Linked DNA regions of Homo sapiens: region 2 is linked to region 1. The links are chromatin loops, found by intact Hi-C in ENCODE. Cell type or tissue: adrenal gland. All regions are shown on one strand. Each heading gives the region's core, and the rest is flanking DNA. Links, peaks and the distances in the headings are about the cores only. Region 1 overlaps ATP2B4 (ATPase plasma membrane Ca2+ transporting 4). Region 2 overlaps ZBED6 (zinc finger BED-type containing 6).

Evidence for each region. Peaks named below come from ENCODE experiments on the same cell type or tissue, not always from the same donor. Only the 100,000 strongest peaks of a DNase experiment are listed, where the experiment ranks them.
Region 2: it touches region 1 in a loop (2.6-fold over the local background); 2 of 110 quality-filtered maps call a loop at or near these places.

What each region holds. Positions count from the first base shown.
Region 1 is chr1:203,722,375-203,730,062 of GRCh38, reverse strand. ATP2B4 (ATPase plasma membrane Ca2+ transporting 4) reads right to left here. Exons shown (of 21, transcript NM_001684.5): 18 at 7,374-7,585; 19 at 6,075-6,182; 20 at 2,492-2,668. It overlaps SNORA77 (small nucleolar RNA, H/ACA box 77), which reads right to left and starts at 482; the gene lies at 358-482. In adrenal gland, for the core only: no CTCF peak of the experiment used is centred there; no DNase peak of the experiment used is centred there; H3K27ac peaks cover 463 bases.
Region 2 is chr1:203,850,219-203,857,906 of GRCh38, reverse strand. ZBED6 (zinc finger BED-type containing 6) reads right to left here. Exons shown (of 17, transcript NM_001395895.1): 15 at 7,226-7,392; 16 at 6,783-6,850; 17 at 3,783-5,766. ZC3H11A (zinc finger CCCH-type containing 11A) reads right to left here. Exons shown (of 18, transcript NM_001376342.1): 16 at 7,226-7,392; 17 at 6,783-6,850; 18 at 3,783-5,766. The coding sequence ends at 5,508. Among named protein-coding and RNA genes, the nearest start is that of SNRPE, 7.5 kb to the left of the region's middle. In adrenal gland, for the core only: no CTCF peak of the experiment used is centred there; no DNase peak of the experiment used is centred there.

The sequences.
Region 1 (7,688 bases), core at 3,672-6,171:
TCACTGAGAGACCTTCAAGCTTTTCTGCCACTTTTTCGGCATGATTGTTTTTGCCTGATCCTGGCCAAGCCGTCTCCTGGAGTTTCTCTTCTTGAAACTCAATGACCAAAGGAAGCCAAGTGGATGCATCCAAGCACCACCTAGACCATGGTCAGGCTGCTCAGTGACATCTGGTCACTTGCCACCACAGCTGCAGTCCAGCCTCACAGCAGAGGGGACCAAGCCCTCTGAGAGACAAACCAAGGACCACTGTAAAGCACCTTCTGGTGAGCTCCAGGCAGTGCCCGGACTCCAATGCCTGCCCAATTGGATGTGAGGCCAGCAACACGGAGAAGTGCTCAGGGCTCCCCAGGAAGCACCTGTGTCCCCAGGGAGCTGCATCGCCCTGGATAGGTGAGGCAGCCACAGCACCCTGGAATGTTTCTCTGGCAGACAGAAAAAGCACCTGCCTGGAAGTACAGTCAGGTGCATAGTGAGTCTGCAATCCACTTTTCTTCTTCTTTTTTTTTTTTTTTTTTGAGACAGAGTCTTGCCTTGTTGCCCAGGCTGGTGTGTAATGGCGCGATCTCAGCTCACTGCAACCTCAGCCTTCCGGGTTCAAGCGATTCTCCTGCCTCAGCCTCCAGAGTAGCTGGGATTACAGGCGCCCACCACCACGTCCAGCTAATTTTTGTATTTTTGGCAGAGCCAAGGTTTCACTATGTTGGCCAGGCTGGTCTCGAACTCCTGACTTTATGATCTGCCAGCCTCGGCCTCCCAAAGTGCTGGGATTACAGGCGTGAGCCACCGCACCCGGCCTCTTTTCCACTTTTCTATTTGTTGTCTTGCCTATAGGGGATAAGTTCCTACCAGGTATATAGTTTAGAATATTCACTCCATCTATCTCTCCTATACACTAACGAGGTGGGATTGACTGGGGAACTTCTTTTCTTTCTCTTTTTTTTTTGAGACAACTCTCAATCTGTCACCCAGGCTGGAGTGCAATGGTGTGGTCTCAGCTCACTGCAACCTCCGCCTCCTGGGTTCAAGCGATTTTCCTGCCTCAGCCTCCCAAGTAGCTGGGACTACAGGCATGTGCCACCATGCCTGGCTTGTATTTTTAGTAGAGACGGGGTTTCACCTAAGGCAGGGGATCCACCTGCCTTGGCCTCCCAAAGTGCTGGATTACAGGTGAGAACCACCGCGCCCAGTCTTTTTTTTTTTGTGAGACAGAGTTTAGCTCTCGTTGGCCAGGCTGGAGTGCAATGGCGCAATCTCAGCTCACTACAACCTCTGCCTCCCGGGTTCAAGTAATTCTTCTGCCTCAGCCTCCCGAGTAGCTGGGATTACAGGCATGTGCCACTACGCCCGGCTAATTTTGGATTTTTAGTAGAGACGCGGTTTCTCCATGTTGGTCAGGCTGGTCTTGAACTCCCGACCTCAGGTGATCCACCCACCTTGGCCTCCCAAAGTGCTGGGATTACAGGCGTGAGCCACCATGCCTGGCCGACTGGGGAACTTTCTAAAACATTTGCAAGGCCAGTTTTAGACAGTGAAACTTATTTTGAAGATCTCTAGCCAATCAGCAGAGAGAAATACGCCTGTTTTCTGGAGACCACCCTTGAGATCTTGGAATTTACAGTGTTTTTGAAATGGAAAATCTCAGGATTAAAACAATAAAGCTATGGGGGGTGAGAGCAGGGGAAGACAGAATTATCAATGCTTAGATCAGCGCATTCACCCAGGAGAAAGTAGTTACAATTGATGCATGGAAAGTGGAAAAAATAAAAGTTATTGTGGGGCTATAGACAGGGGACATAAGAGCAGCAGGGGTGGCTTCTATCCCATTTCAGAAATTGCAAGAAGGGAAGAGGCTTGAAGAAATTATTGCTTCCTCCTTGTCAGGAAGCAAGTCTGAATCCTGCAAAAGATGCTCAGACATCAAGAGACTATTGTCATTTTTACACATGAAACCATCAGATTCCCCACCATGGCCTTACACTTTGAATGGGGGAGATATAACAAGGTGAGTTTCTTTTACAAAGACCCTTCCAGATAGCATCTATTCCTATAATGGCAGTGTGAGGAAGCTATATTAAGTGAATGCTGGGTATGTTGGCATATTGATATTGTCTAACTCCTTCCTTCTGAAGGGTAGGGAAAAACTGAGCATTTCCCACCCTGGGGTCAGGTCTAGTGCTTGCAAGAGACCTTATGCTGAAGCTTGCCCATTTGATAGAGGGTGGCAGGCTGGGCTTTAGGGTCAACCCAGAGCTAAAGGACTATGCTAATAGTGTCCCATGGTCTAGGTCATTTGACTCCTCTCCTCTCAGAGGACCCCACACAGATCCTTTTGCGTGTCTGTCCTGAAGCTGAGGATCTAGGGCTGCCCATCAGTAGTGAGCCTTTGGAAGGGAAGAGATGCTGGCCGACAAGAACTGCTACCCTCCCAACACCTTCCAAGATGGGAAGCTGCTTCTCCCAAGGGAAGGACAGACCACTATCAGAGTACCTGAGTCTGGATACGGTTCAGGCCCCGGAACCAGAGGATCTGGCCTCGGCGCAGCTCCATCTCAGCATGGTCAATCTCATCCAGTCCCTCGGCATCCTTGGTGATCTCCTCTTTGGTGGTGCCATGCCCAGCCTCCTTCAGGAACTTCAGGGATCGGGTAGGTATTGCGGAGATGAACTGAAAACAAGCGCAGCGAAGAGGAAGACGTCAGAATCAGCGTGAGAAGAGCTGTCAGTCAACTTACATGAGCCAGGCCCTTGGGCAGGTTACTCTTTGCCCTACCACCCTTCCCACTGGAAGAGCAGTGGGCAGAAGCACCAATCCATCCAGGCAAGCATTCTCCAAGTGCCCACCAGCGGTCAGGCTTTTAGGAAGGTTTTCTGTATTTATGGACACACACAAAAGAGAGCTTCTATTCTAGTAATTGACCAGCCATCTGCCTGGTCATATACTTCATTTTCCTCTTTCTGTCTCATTTCTTCTGTTCCATTTTGCAATCTGTCTTTTAAGGTTAACAGAACTATACAGCATGGTACGCAGTAGGAAGAAACAGAGACCAGGACCTGGGGGAAAAGAGTTTGGGGAGAAGATGGTGATATTGCCTATGTATAGGCAAGGGGTTGAGAAGGGTATTGGAAATGAATGACCCCTTTCTTAGTTGCCACATGCAAAGTAGTTTCTGTGTTACAAACTCTTGTGAAAGGATACCAAAAGTTTTCTTGGGCTTGAGGTGAGGAAGTGGATGGGACAGTCCATAGAAGAGGGGTCACATGAGTATTATCAGAAGACAAGGAGCAGTACATAGGGTTTGAAATTTGAAATAAATTTCCCGGTGAGCTCAGCACCTGTCAGTCAGTTCTTTCCGGACAAGATAAGGAGTAGCCAGGGCTCATGTGGGGAAGAGGGACTGTATGGGCAATCTGATATGGAGTCAAGGGTTTTGAAATGGGAAGAATGCCAGAGCTCTGCCTCTGAATGTGGAAAAAGCTGTTGTGATACAGAAGGAAGGCTGCTGTCTGGCAGCAAGGCCACATGGCCACATGTGAGGCAAGAGCCAGAACAGAGTTTCAAACAACAGGTTTAACAACCAAGCTTTACCAAAGCATAAAACTGCTTTAGGAACCCATTGGTAAAAAAAAAAAAAAAGAAATCTTCACCAAACAGAACAGGGTGGAGGGAATTGGGTCAGACATTAATTAGGGAGGGCTGGGTGCAGCGGTTCATGCCTGTAATCCCAGCACTTCGGGAGGCCGAGGCAGGAGGATTGCTTGAGCCCAGGACTTTGAGATCAGCCTGGCAACATAGTGAGACCCCAATCTCTTTATTTTTTGTTTTTCGACATAGAGTCTCACTCTTGTCATCCAGGCTGGAGTGCAGTGCCGTGATCTCAGCTCATTGCACTCCGCCTCCCGGGTTCAAGCAATTCTGCTTCAGCCTCCCAAGTAGCTGGGATTACAGGCATGTGTCACCATGCCCGGCCAATTTTTTTTTTTTTTTTTTGTATTTTTAGTAGAGACAGGGTTTCACCATGTTGGCCAGGCTGGTCTCGAACTCCTGACCTCAGGTGATCTGCTCGACTCAGCCTCCCAAAGTGTTGGGATTATAGGTGTGAGCCACTGCGCCTGGCCTGAGACCCCCATCTCTTAAAAAAAAAAAAAAAAAAAAAAGAAAAGAAAAGAAAAGAAAAAGAAATTATTCAGGGAGGCATCTAGGTATGAAATAAATAACTAGCAGGTTTAGGGGAGAAGGCCTGCAGCTCCAGAAATGGCTCTTTGAGGCCAGTTAGGGCAAAGTGTCCATTACCTGGGTGGCTGGACACTAAGGGATTATCTGCAGAGACCTGGGGTCTGTAAAGAGAGGTATAGCCCAGGCCAGAGCTGAGGATGAGGGAGGTTTGTAAAGTGGTATTAAGGAAGAAGTGAAACTATTAGACTTAATGATACTATTATAATCGTAATAGTTTAAAATTTGATTATTTATAAGGAATAAGACATTATTCATTACTGTATAGTAACTGATTCACTAATTAACAATGACCTTGTTTTCCTAAGCTGAAGACACTGAGACACAGATTGGTTATGTAACTTGCCCAAGATGATTCAGCTTATAAAAAGGAGAGCTGAGGCTGGGCACGGTGGCTCAGGCCTGTAATCCTAGCACTTTCGGAGGCCATGGCGGGTGGATCACCTGAGATCAGGAGTTTGAGACCAGCCTAGCCAACATGGTGAAACCCTGTCTCTACTAAAAATACAAAAAATTAGCTGGGCGCGGTGGTGGGTGCCTGTAATCCCAGCTACTTGGGAGGCTGAGGCAGGAGAATTGCTTGAACCTGGAGGGTGGAGGTTGCAGTGAGCCAAGATTGCACCATTGCACTCCAGCCTGGGCAACAAGAGCTGGGCCAGGTGCGGTGGCTCACACCTGTAATCCCAGCACTTTGGGAGGCCAAGGCAGGCAGATCACGAGGTCAGGAGTTCCAGACCAGCCTAGCCAACAAGGTGAAACTCCGTCTCTAGTAAAAATACAAAAATTAGCCAGGTGCGGTGGTGGTTGCCTGTAATCCCAGCTACTTGGGAGGCTGAGGCAGGAGAAATTGCTTGAACCCAGGAGGCAGAGTTTGCAGTGAGCCGAGATCACACAACTGCACTCCAGCCTGGGTGACAGAGCAAGACTCTGTCTCAGAAAAAAAAAAAAAAAAAAAAAAAAACAGAGAGCTGGATTCAAACCCAGGCAGTCATTCCCAGAGTCCATGCTCTGAACCACAGGCCATACTGCTACTCTAGAGATCTTGTAAATCTGAATTTATCTCAGGTAAGAGTTAAGAATTCCACCCAGATAAAGCCATGGCAAGAAAGAGAAGAGGCTGGAAACCCTGAATTATGTCAGCTCGACAGCCCATAGCCAGGTTGCTGCCTCATGAGAATAAAGACATGTGTCTTGTAAACTCTTCTACTTCTAAGACCCTTATTATATATTTTTTTTTTGTAGCAAAATTCCATTGAAAAGTTTGGTTTCTGTCTCAGAGAAGCTAAGGGATTTTTCTTTTTTTTTTCTTTTTGACACTGAGTCTTGCTCTGTCGCCCAGGCTGGAGTGCAGTGGCGCAATCTCGGCTCACTGCAAGCTCCACCTCCCAGGTTCACGCCATTCTCCTGCCTCAGCCTCCCGAGTAGCTGGGACTACAGGCACCTGCCACCATGCCCAGCTAATTTTTTGTATTTTTAGTAGAGACGGGGTTTCACCATGTTAGCCAGGACGGTCTTGATTTCCTGACCTCGTGATCTGCCTGCCTCGGCCTCCCAAAGTGCTGGGATTACAGGTGTGAGCCACTGCGCCCAGCCAAGCTAAGGGATTTTTCTACCTCCAGGCTTAGTTAGAGAAGAATTCTGAAACCTCTGAAGTGATCATTCCACCTTGAGATCCTATGAGATGGCAAGAACTTGAAAACTTGAGTGGGGGTGGGGAGGGAAGAGGAGAAGATGAAGATGAGGAGCTGGGGGGTCTCCACCGTTGCTTGTTCCATCTCATGTAGAGGAGGGGAGTTCTGCAGGCTGTGAGAATGCACCAGGAGGGTGTGCCGGTACTCACCTGGCCCCACAGAAGTTCTCCAATCCCAATGAAGAGACACCACAGCCACTGAGACAGGCTGAGGCTTGTACAACTGAAGGGTTTACCCCCAAATTCCACGATGAAAATCTAGAACAGAGAAAGGGGCAGCCCACCATCAAGGAAATGACTAACAGGCAGCTGGCCCTCCAGCCAAGGCCCCCAAAGCCACATCATCCCACTCCTCAGGATCCTTGGGTACAAGTCCCGATTTGCTTGCAGGGGAAGGGAAAAGAAGAAATCTCAAAGGGGAGACAGACAAAAACAGCCTTTAAGAGCACTCTGATGGGGAGACAGACATAGTTACTGTGACTATGATTAACAGACAATCTGGAGGAGTTAGGGGAGCTGGTGGCTTCTTGTGACTAAAGCCAGTTAGTGACAAGGAGAAGGTACAGTGATGGAGTTAGGAACTGAGGATGAGGTGGGAGGATTGCCTGAACCTGGGAGACTGAGGCTGCACTCCCCCTGGGGGAGGGGGGAAAAGAGAGAGAGAGAGAGAGGCAGAGGGAGAGAGAGAGAGAGAGAGAGAGAGAGAGAGAGAGAGAGATATCTGTCTCAAACGAAAAAAAAAAAAACAAAAAGAAAAAATGGCAGGCGTAATAACACTTTGGGAGGCGGGAGGATTGCTTGAGGCCAGGAGTTTGAGACCAGCCTGAGCAACAGAGTGAGACCCCATCTGTATTTTTAAAATTAAAAAAAAAAAAAAAAAGGAATTGAGGATGGGGACAAATAAAGGGAGGTGCCCTGCTGAGGGATGGGACATGATCAGCTCATAGTCTCATATTGGAGGAGTCCAAGCTGGGCTGACTATGTAATATACATGTACAAATCCCATTACTTCTCTTTCTTTGAGTTGCACAACACTTTTTATCATAAGCCCTTCAGAACAAAGGGCAGGGACAGGGAGAGTCTATACTAGATGTGCATGCACATTTCATATAGGCTGACAGGAGCCATAGAAAGGGACTAGAAGAGAATACTTCTTTTGGTCATTCTGTGAAATTTCTGTGTATTTAGAAAGATCATGAAAGGATTTTAGAAGTATTATTTTATTTCCAGTCAACATGCTGCCCTGCACTGGAGCTCTTGACACAATGGGCTCCAATTCTAGAGCAATATGCAAAAGAAAGCAGATTGGGAATCCCAAAGTGTTCAACTTACAGCTCCAGTCCCCGTAATTCCTTCATTCCTTTTCCTAGGTATGTAGGGAACCCTGGCTCCCAGCTTCTGCCCTTTATCATTCCAGATCTCCTGCCCCAACTGCAGATAGAATCTCACCTGGCAGATGAATGTGCCCAAGACTACAGAGCAGAAGATAATGTTGCGGTAGATGCCTGAAAAGACGTTCTTCTCTCCATGGATCTTTCGGGAGTTGATTTCATTGAAGAGCTGCATCAGCACGAAGGTGTTAAAAACAATGGTATAGTGCTGGCTGGGTGGTGAATGTAGAGGTGCCTTCCTCCCACTATCAATATCAAAGAATTTCTCACCTAGTGGGGAGAGGAGAAGCACTGGAGGTTAAGTGTGGTCTGAACTAAGAGTAAGAATGTGTTGGTACAGATATACTGCTTGCTTATGGCTGGTGTCCATTCT
Region 2 (7,688 bases), core at 1,663-4,162, 130 kb before region 1:
CCACCACGCCCGGCTAATTTTTGTATTTTTAGTAGAGACAGGGTTTCACCATGTTGGCCAGGATGGTCTTGATCTCCTGACCTCTTGATCCACCTGCCTTGGCCTCCCAAAGTGCTGGGATTACAGGTGTGAACCACTGCGCCCAGCTGCTCTACCAGCACTTTTAAAAGCCAAGCCTGGGCCGGGCACGGTGGCTCACTCTTGTAATCCCAGCACTTTGGGAGGCTGAGGCCAGCGGATTACCTGAGGTCAGGAGTTCAAGACCAGCCTGGCCAACATGGCGAAACCCCATCTCTACTAAAAATACAAAAATTAACTGGGTGTGGTGGCGGGCGCCTGTGATCCCAGCTACTCGGGAGGCTGAGGCAGAATTGCTTGAACCCAGGAGGCGGAGGTTGCAGTGAGTGGAGATCACGCCATTGCGCTCCAGCCTGGGTGACAGAGCAAGACTCCGTCTCAAAACAAAAAAAGACTCAAAATTAAAATTGGCAATGGATGTGAGCATCAGTTTGTAGCAAAGGATATAGGAGTGGTCTTTAAACATGAAAAGATGCCCAGCTTCACTCATAACAGAAAGGCTACATTCAGAATGTCTGTCACAAAAGAAAAAAAAGAAAGGCACACCAAACTACACTGAAGTACTATTTCTCTTATTAGATTGGAAATGAAAAAATAGTGGTACTGTAAATTATTAAGCTCTATTTCTAGGTACTTATCCTCCATACAAACTTACATGTGTGGTATAATGTAATCATCACAACATTGTTTAAAATACCAAGATGGGAAGCAACCTAAATGTCTATCAATAGGGACTATTATAAATTACTGCATCTTCATAGGGTGCAATTCTATGCAACTGTTACTAAGATTAAAGGTCTTTGTGTCCCGATATGAAACGATATCCAATATACATGATGAAAAAAAAAGCAAGGTATACTATGCTTGAGATTTACTTCAAAATAACTCAGTGGAGCCAGCAGGGCCAGATCTCAGATAAGGCAAGGCTAAGGATTGAGCATAATTGTAGGAATCACAATCACATGTGCAAATACAAGCCTTGAAAAGTGAGTGCCTCCTTAAATTGTGCCCAATACCTTGCTTGCCTCACCCTCAGCCCAGTCAAGTAGGTCAGAATAGGGGGTGATGGATAGTTGGTAAGGTAAAGAAGAGAGGATTGGCCATGAATCTGCAATTGTTGAAACTGGGTGACTATGTGGAGTTTATTATACTTTAATTCTAAATACATTTGAAATTTTCTTTAATAAAAACGGCAGGGTTCAGAATGTCATGTGTTTTACGCATGATATTGTATGGAAGTGTATTCACTTACACATGGCTAAAGTATCTCTGGAAGAATACCTGAGACACGGATAATGGAAAGTAATATGAAACATTTGTTTCCTTTTGTTATTGCAACTACTCACAATGTTCTTGTAAAACTTCATGACACACCTAAGATATCTGCAAAGTGGGCTTCAGAATCACTGGCCCAAATGAACATACCCCTGAGAAAGGAGTCTGCCAAACCTCCCAAATATTTCAGAACATTCTTCCTCTCAGCTTGAAGTTTCTTTCATCCCAACCAGAAGCTTCACAACTTGCTGAATGGCTGTGATTATTCTTTACCATGCCATAGATTCAGACTCTACAACATTTTAGCAGTTAAATCCAACCAAATCTAAATACCTTAGTAACAGACCCTCTCAGTAAATATAAATCCAAAAAAAATTTTTTTGAGATGGAGTCTTGCCCTGTTGCTCAGGCTGGAGTGCAGTGGTGATTGATCTCGGCTCACTGTAACCTCCGCCTTCCAGGTTCACACAATTCTCCTGCCTCAGCCTCCCAAGTAGCTGGGATTATAGGTGCATGCCACCCCGCCTGGCTAATTTTTTTGTACTTTCAGTAAAGATGGGGTTTTGCCATGTTGGCCAGGCTGGTCTCAAACTTCTGACCTCAGATGATCCACCCACCTCGGCCTCCCAAAGTGCTGGGATTACAGGCGTGAGCCACCGTGCCCAGCCAAAATTACTTTTTTTAAATGTAAAACTAAATTCTTGATTGCTGTTCTTATTTACGGTCATTACTTATTTTTTGCCCACTTTATTGAACAAACTTAAGAGAATGGTCAAGGATTTTAATTGTGTTCATGCCCCTTAACTAATATCTTTTTGCAAATTCAAAATAAATTGCGGTTTGGAGTCTTAATTATTAATGCAGTTAAATGTCTGGGTTGTAGGAATTTTCAGAGTTACTGAGCAGCTTCATAAAGTCATGATTTTAAAAAACACTCTTGAAAAGATCTACTAATCAAACCCAATGGCACATAATATATAAACATACTGACCCTGAAACTTCAGTGCGGGAATAGTCATCTTTAATGTACTGTATAATTTAGTGTCAAAATGAGGACGTGAATTAAAGATACACAATAAGTACTCAATAAATGTTAGCTAATTTAAGTTTTACCTATTAAGCAGTTACAACTGGAGACCATGTATTTCCTGTGCTACAGCCAAATTCAAAGCAATCAAATACTTTACAGAACTGCAGAACTGTTGGCTGGGCGTGGTGGCTCACAACCTGTAATCCCAGCACTTTGGAAGGCCGAGGAAGGCCTATCACTTGAGGTCAGGGGTTCCAGACCAGCCTGGCCAACATGGTGAAATCCTGTCTCTACTAAAAATATAAAAATTAGCCAGGTGTGGTGGTGCACCCCTGTAATCCCAACTACTGAGGAGGCTGAGGCAGGAGAATCGCTTGAAACTGGGAGGCAAGAGTTGCAGTGAGCCAAGATTGTGCCACTCTGCATTCTATCCTGGGCAACAGAGTGAGACTCTGTCTTAAAAAAAACACCCTGCAGAATTATTCTGGCAAAATAAAGCCACCATTTTAGAAAAGGATCATGGAACTCTGATCAATATATTAATAGATCAAGCTTTGTTACTGCAATTGTAATTAGTAAACATCAGTCTCATCTTTCAAATACTGATCAAGATGAAAACACACTATGTTCTAGCTTTAAAGAAGAACCACTGAGATTTAGGGTTAAGGCTAGAACTTTAGGAATTATTATCTTGAGATAAAATATATGAAACATAAAACTATCTTATTTCTGGCTATAACCAAACTGGAATATTTGGGCCCTTTTCTTACTGTTAAAATGAAAAACTATCATTCAAAACTATAGTCTTTTGCTTTTTGTGAAAAGTTGATTCAACTTGTTGGGACGACTTTTAGACTAATAGGAAAAATCTATGTTCTTTGGTAGCTAACAAACATATACTTTCCTACAATTTTAAAAATTGGCACACATATTAAGAAACCTGGACTTCTATAAATTAAATTTCTTATCTGCTGCACCTTCATGCTTGAAAATTCTAAATCGTTGACTCTAAAGATCAAGTTTATTCATTTATTTATTTTTTATCAGCCTCTTGAGCCAGAGTAGGCCCAGAGAGACTCCCTAAGATCACTTTTAAACCCTCCCTCCTTTTAAAAACTTAATGGCATTGCTTGAGTTACAACACTAAGGAGTAAGTATCCGTGTCAGAAAAAAAATCCTCACATTATAATAATATAAATTCTTACCTAAAGCATATGCAGCTAAAATTGAGCACACTTGTAAATTTGGCAATATATCCAGATGAAAGGTTTCTAAGCCAAATAATAACTGAAATTCGGGCACTTACACGAAAGGCCAATAGCATTCTGTCTGGGGTCTCTTGTCAAGATGGATCCCAGGCTGATATGATGATGTAAGATTACTTAGCTCACAACATCAAGACTTTCCTACATCAGTTTTATTTAAAACACAAACAAGTATTTCTCTTTCTGTAAGGGCAAATGGTTCAAATAATGCGGAACACGAAACATTGACTAATACAAGTGCTTTAAATATGAAACAAAATTATTTTTTAAAAAAGCAAAAGAATAAAGAATATATACAAAAGGGACCTGGAATCTGTAAGCTGATTCCAAAAACGAAATAAGTAGAAAATCCATGGTGAAACCTGAACATTCTACCTCTGCTTTGGAGAAGGGCTATCATACAACATTCAGTCAGCTGAAGATGGATTGGTAGAGGTGTGTCTATACATAAACTTCAGTCATTTTTGCTTGTGCAGAATCATCCCAATCTTCCCAAGACTGAATGGGCAGTCCTGTGGCTTTCTTCCTTTTCCATATTCCCAACAAGGCTACGTGAAGTTCAACTCTTGATGAGCCGCTTACAACAGCAGTTCCTTAGGAGCCAACATGACAGGTGGGTCAGATTTCCCTATGAGAAACAAAACTGGCCACCTACAGCAAAATATCAAAATGGGTAAGTCCTTCCTTCCTCTTCCTCCTGATTATATACAACATATCTCCTTTCAAGACTATTATTTCCATCATGCTTATTCCTTCACAAATCTAAACCTTGAGGTGATATGAAGGAAACCAACATCAAGAAAAGAAAACTCAATTCAGAAATGAAGAAAACTGGCAGGTATACAATACACCCCCAGAGCATCTCAATATCCCTGGCACAGTACAATTCAGTGTACTGCTACAGCCCATAGATAAATATTGGCAGCTTGAATAAGCTCATTTTTTCCCTCAGGTGGTTAAAGGCCACCAAACAAATACTGGGCAACAGGGGTTTGTTGGGAGAGTTAGAAATAAAAAATTAACCAAATTTTGTCCCTGTGTTAATTCAATGCCAGCAAGGAGGCAAGTACTGAAGAAGAAAAAGGACAATTTTCATACTAAAAAAGAATTCCTCTAATCATGTCACCATCTCATATAATGAATCCAGGGAATCCCAGAAATAGAAAATTAGTTTCAGGGGACCCCTGAGGCACTTTAAAGCCTTTTAAAAAATTACAGTAATAATAAATTAGATATTGCTCTTCAGAGGCTAACAGAGCAGCAGAAGCATCAAGATCAGGTCCAAAGAGTTATGCCCACATTACAGGCTTCCTGAGCTGCTCAGCCCTCTTTAAAGCTTAGTTGAATCTTTAAATACCTTTAAAAAGACATACAATTTAACACAGACTGAGTGGGTATTTTTGTTTAGTGGTAGCATAAAATTTGGTCCTTAATGGTAGCAGCTGTCTTCATCCATTTCAAACTCAGGTAATATTAAGTACATCAAGACAATACATAAAGAATACAACAAAGAAGAAAAAAGCCAAAACTGACAAACACCTCAAGGAGTCACTAAGTTCGCTTGCACCCTTTCACTTGATCTCCCTCTCAGTCTCTTTTTTGTGGAGAGAAGGGTATGACAGAACTTTTTTCTCAAAAGATGATAAACAATGGCATCAAATGGACAAAATGGTTATAAAGTAACTTTAAAAATCTGACCCCAAGGAATCCAGGACACATACAGATAATTCAGAGGTATACTTCTGATTTGGGGCAAATTCTAGACTAAAGAAATGATCATCTCAGGTAAATGTTACAATAGATGAAACTAAGTCCAGTTTTTTGGCGATTTTTTTTTTAAAGTGTCCTCACTACCACCTTCAGCTATCAATCATTTCTGATAGCTCAAGCAGAAGGTCATCTTCATCTTTCCCAGGATCCAGGTCAATCTCAGCTTCCAATTTGCCTCCTGAAATCTCCCATATTAGTTTCTCAAAATCATCCTCCACAGAGAGTGGGGGCTTTCCTGTTGAGGCAGAGCTGAGTCGGCGAGTTTTCATGCTCATTTGGGATGAGGAAGGGCCAGACACCTCCGGGGGTGAGGAATCTGAAGAGGACTGGGTTGGAGGCAGCACAAGACTGTAAGAAAAAAAAGATTATTAGAAAACTGCCGTTTTAAAAATAGTTGGCTGAATCACCTAGTCTCACGGACACAAAGTGAGCAAAAATTTGTTTTTAAGAACATACATAAAGAAATAATTCTTTTACTGATTTGGGATCAAGCTTTTTTTTTTTTTTTTTTTTTTTTTTTGAGGCAGAGTCTCCCTTTGTCACCCAGGCTGGAGTGTAGTGGTACAATCATGGCTCACTGCAGCCTCGACCTCCTGGGCTCAAGCGATCATTTTGCCTCCGCCTCCCAAGTAGCTGGGTCTACAGGTGTGTGTCACCATGTGATTTTTTTTTTATTTCTTTGATTTTTATTAGAGACAAGACCTCACTATGTTGTCCAGGCTGGTCTTGAACTCCTGAGCTCAAGTGATTCTCCAGCCCCAGTCTCCCAAAATGTTGGGATTACAGGCATAAGCCGCCTTGCCTGGCCAGCACCAAGCATTTTTATAACTCAAAGTAGGTGTTAAAGACATCTTTCAGGGGCCGGGCATGGTAGCTCATGCCTGTAATCCCAGCACTTTGGGAAGACGAGGAAGGTGGATCACTTGACGTCAGGAGTTTGAGACCACCCTGGACAATGTGGCAAAACCCTGTCACTACTAAAAATACAAAAATTAGCTAGGCCTTGTGGCAGGCACCTGTAATCCCAGCTACTTGGGAAGCTGAGGCAGGAGAATTGCTTGAACCCGGGAAGTGGAGGTTGCAGTGAGCAGAGATTGTGCCACTGCACTCCAGTCTGGGTGACACAGTGAGACGCTGCCTCAAACAAAAAAACAAAAAAACATCTTTTAGGTAATATAGCAAAATGTAAACAATGGCACCAAAGAAGAACAGCAACCCTAGATTTTCATACTTTCTTGCAATTAATTTGAAGTGCAACAGATTTATTTGAATGTTGCTAAAGTTATTTATCAGTGTTATTCTCTAGAGAGCCTAAACAGTAACAGGGGCCTGGAGTTTGTTTAGAAAGAATTACAAAGTATTACCTGTCTCTAGGATTTTCTGCTTCAGGCACAGTGACTGATTTGTCCTCAGAGACAAGCGGGACAACAGCCTACAAAAGGAAGAGTCAGGTAATTCAGTGAGAGTCAGGCTTTTTAATTTGAGCATATTCATTTTCTTTTGCTGCCTTCTTAGAATTGTGGCTATGATTCTTTAAGCCTGTGAATCTAAGAATCGATAATCTAAAGGTTGAGTATATAAATAAGCAAAATATCTTGCCACCTAAAAATTAGCTTTTAAAAAATCCTGTCCTGCTACTTCACAAATATCAAACTGTAAGTATAAAATACAGTAGTAACCCAAATTACTAAAATGCTAGGAAATGCCAGGAAGTGATATACTCAAGATAGAATGCTAGTGGAGAGTTAGTCTTTCCTGCTTTCCTACCACACAGAATAAAGCACCACAAAGTGAATATACTTCTTACCACAGCTGCCTTTTTGGCTGGGGGTTCCTGTAGGACACTGCTGGAGCTGAGTGGCTTCACAGCGGCAATGACAGCAGCGTGCATCTCCACTGCCTTACGTTTTGGGGCCAATTTGGGGGATGACACAACTTTAACCACAGATGGCTTCACGTTCACTTTGGGTTTAGCTACAAAGGGCAGAAAATATCTGATAAGCAGTGAGAATAGACTCTTTTAAATGGGGAATAATTCAGAATAAAATATCAAAACTCCTTCAGTACTAGAAATACCACAAATAATTCATTTAAAAAGAGACTGAAAACGATTCAAAGGCAATTTGTGGTCACATGGTGGTCACTACAGGTGGTCACCATGTAGATACAATACCACTTAAATTTGTTACCATTCCTCTATTCCTTGTTTTTATTCAATACCAGAGGAAAGATGCACCATAGAAAGTTTTACACAAAGCTTTTTAAATAGC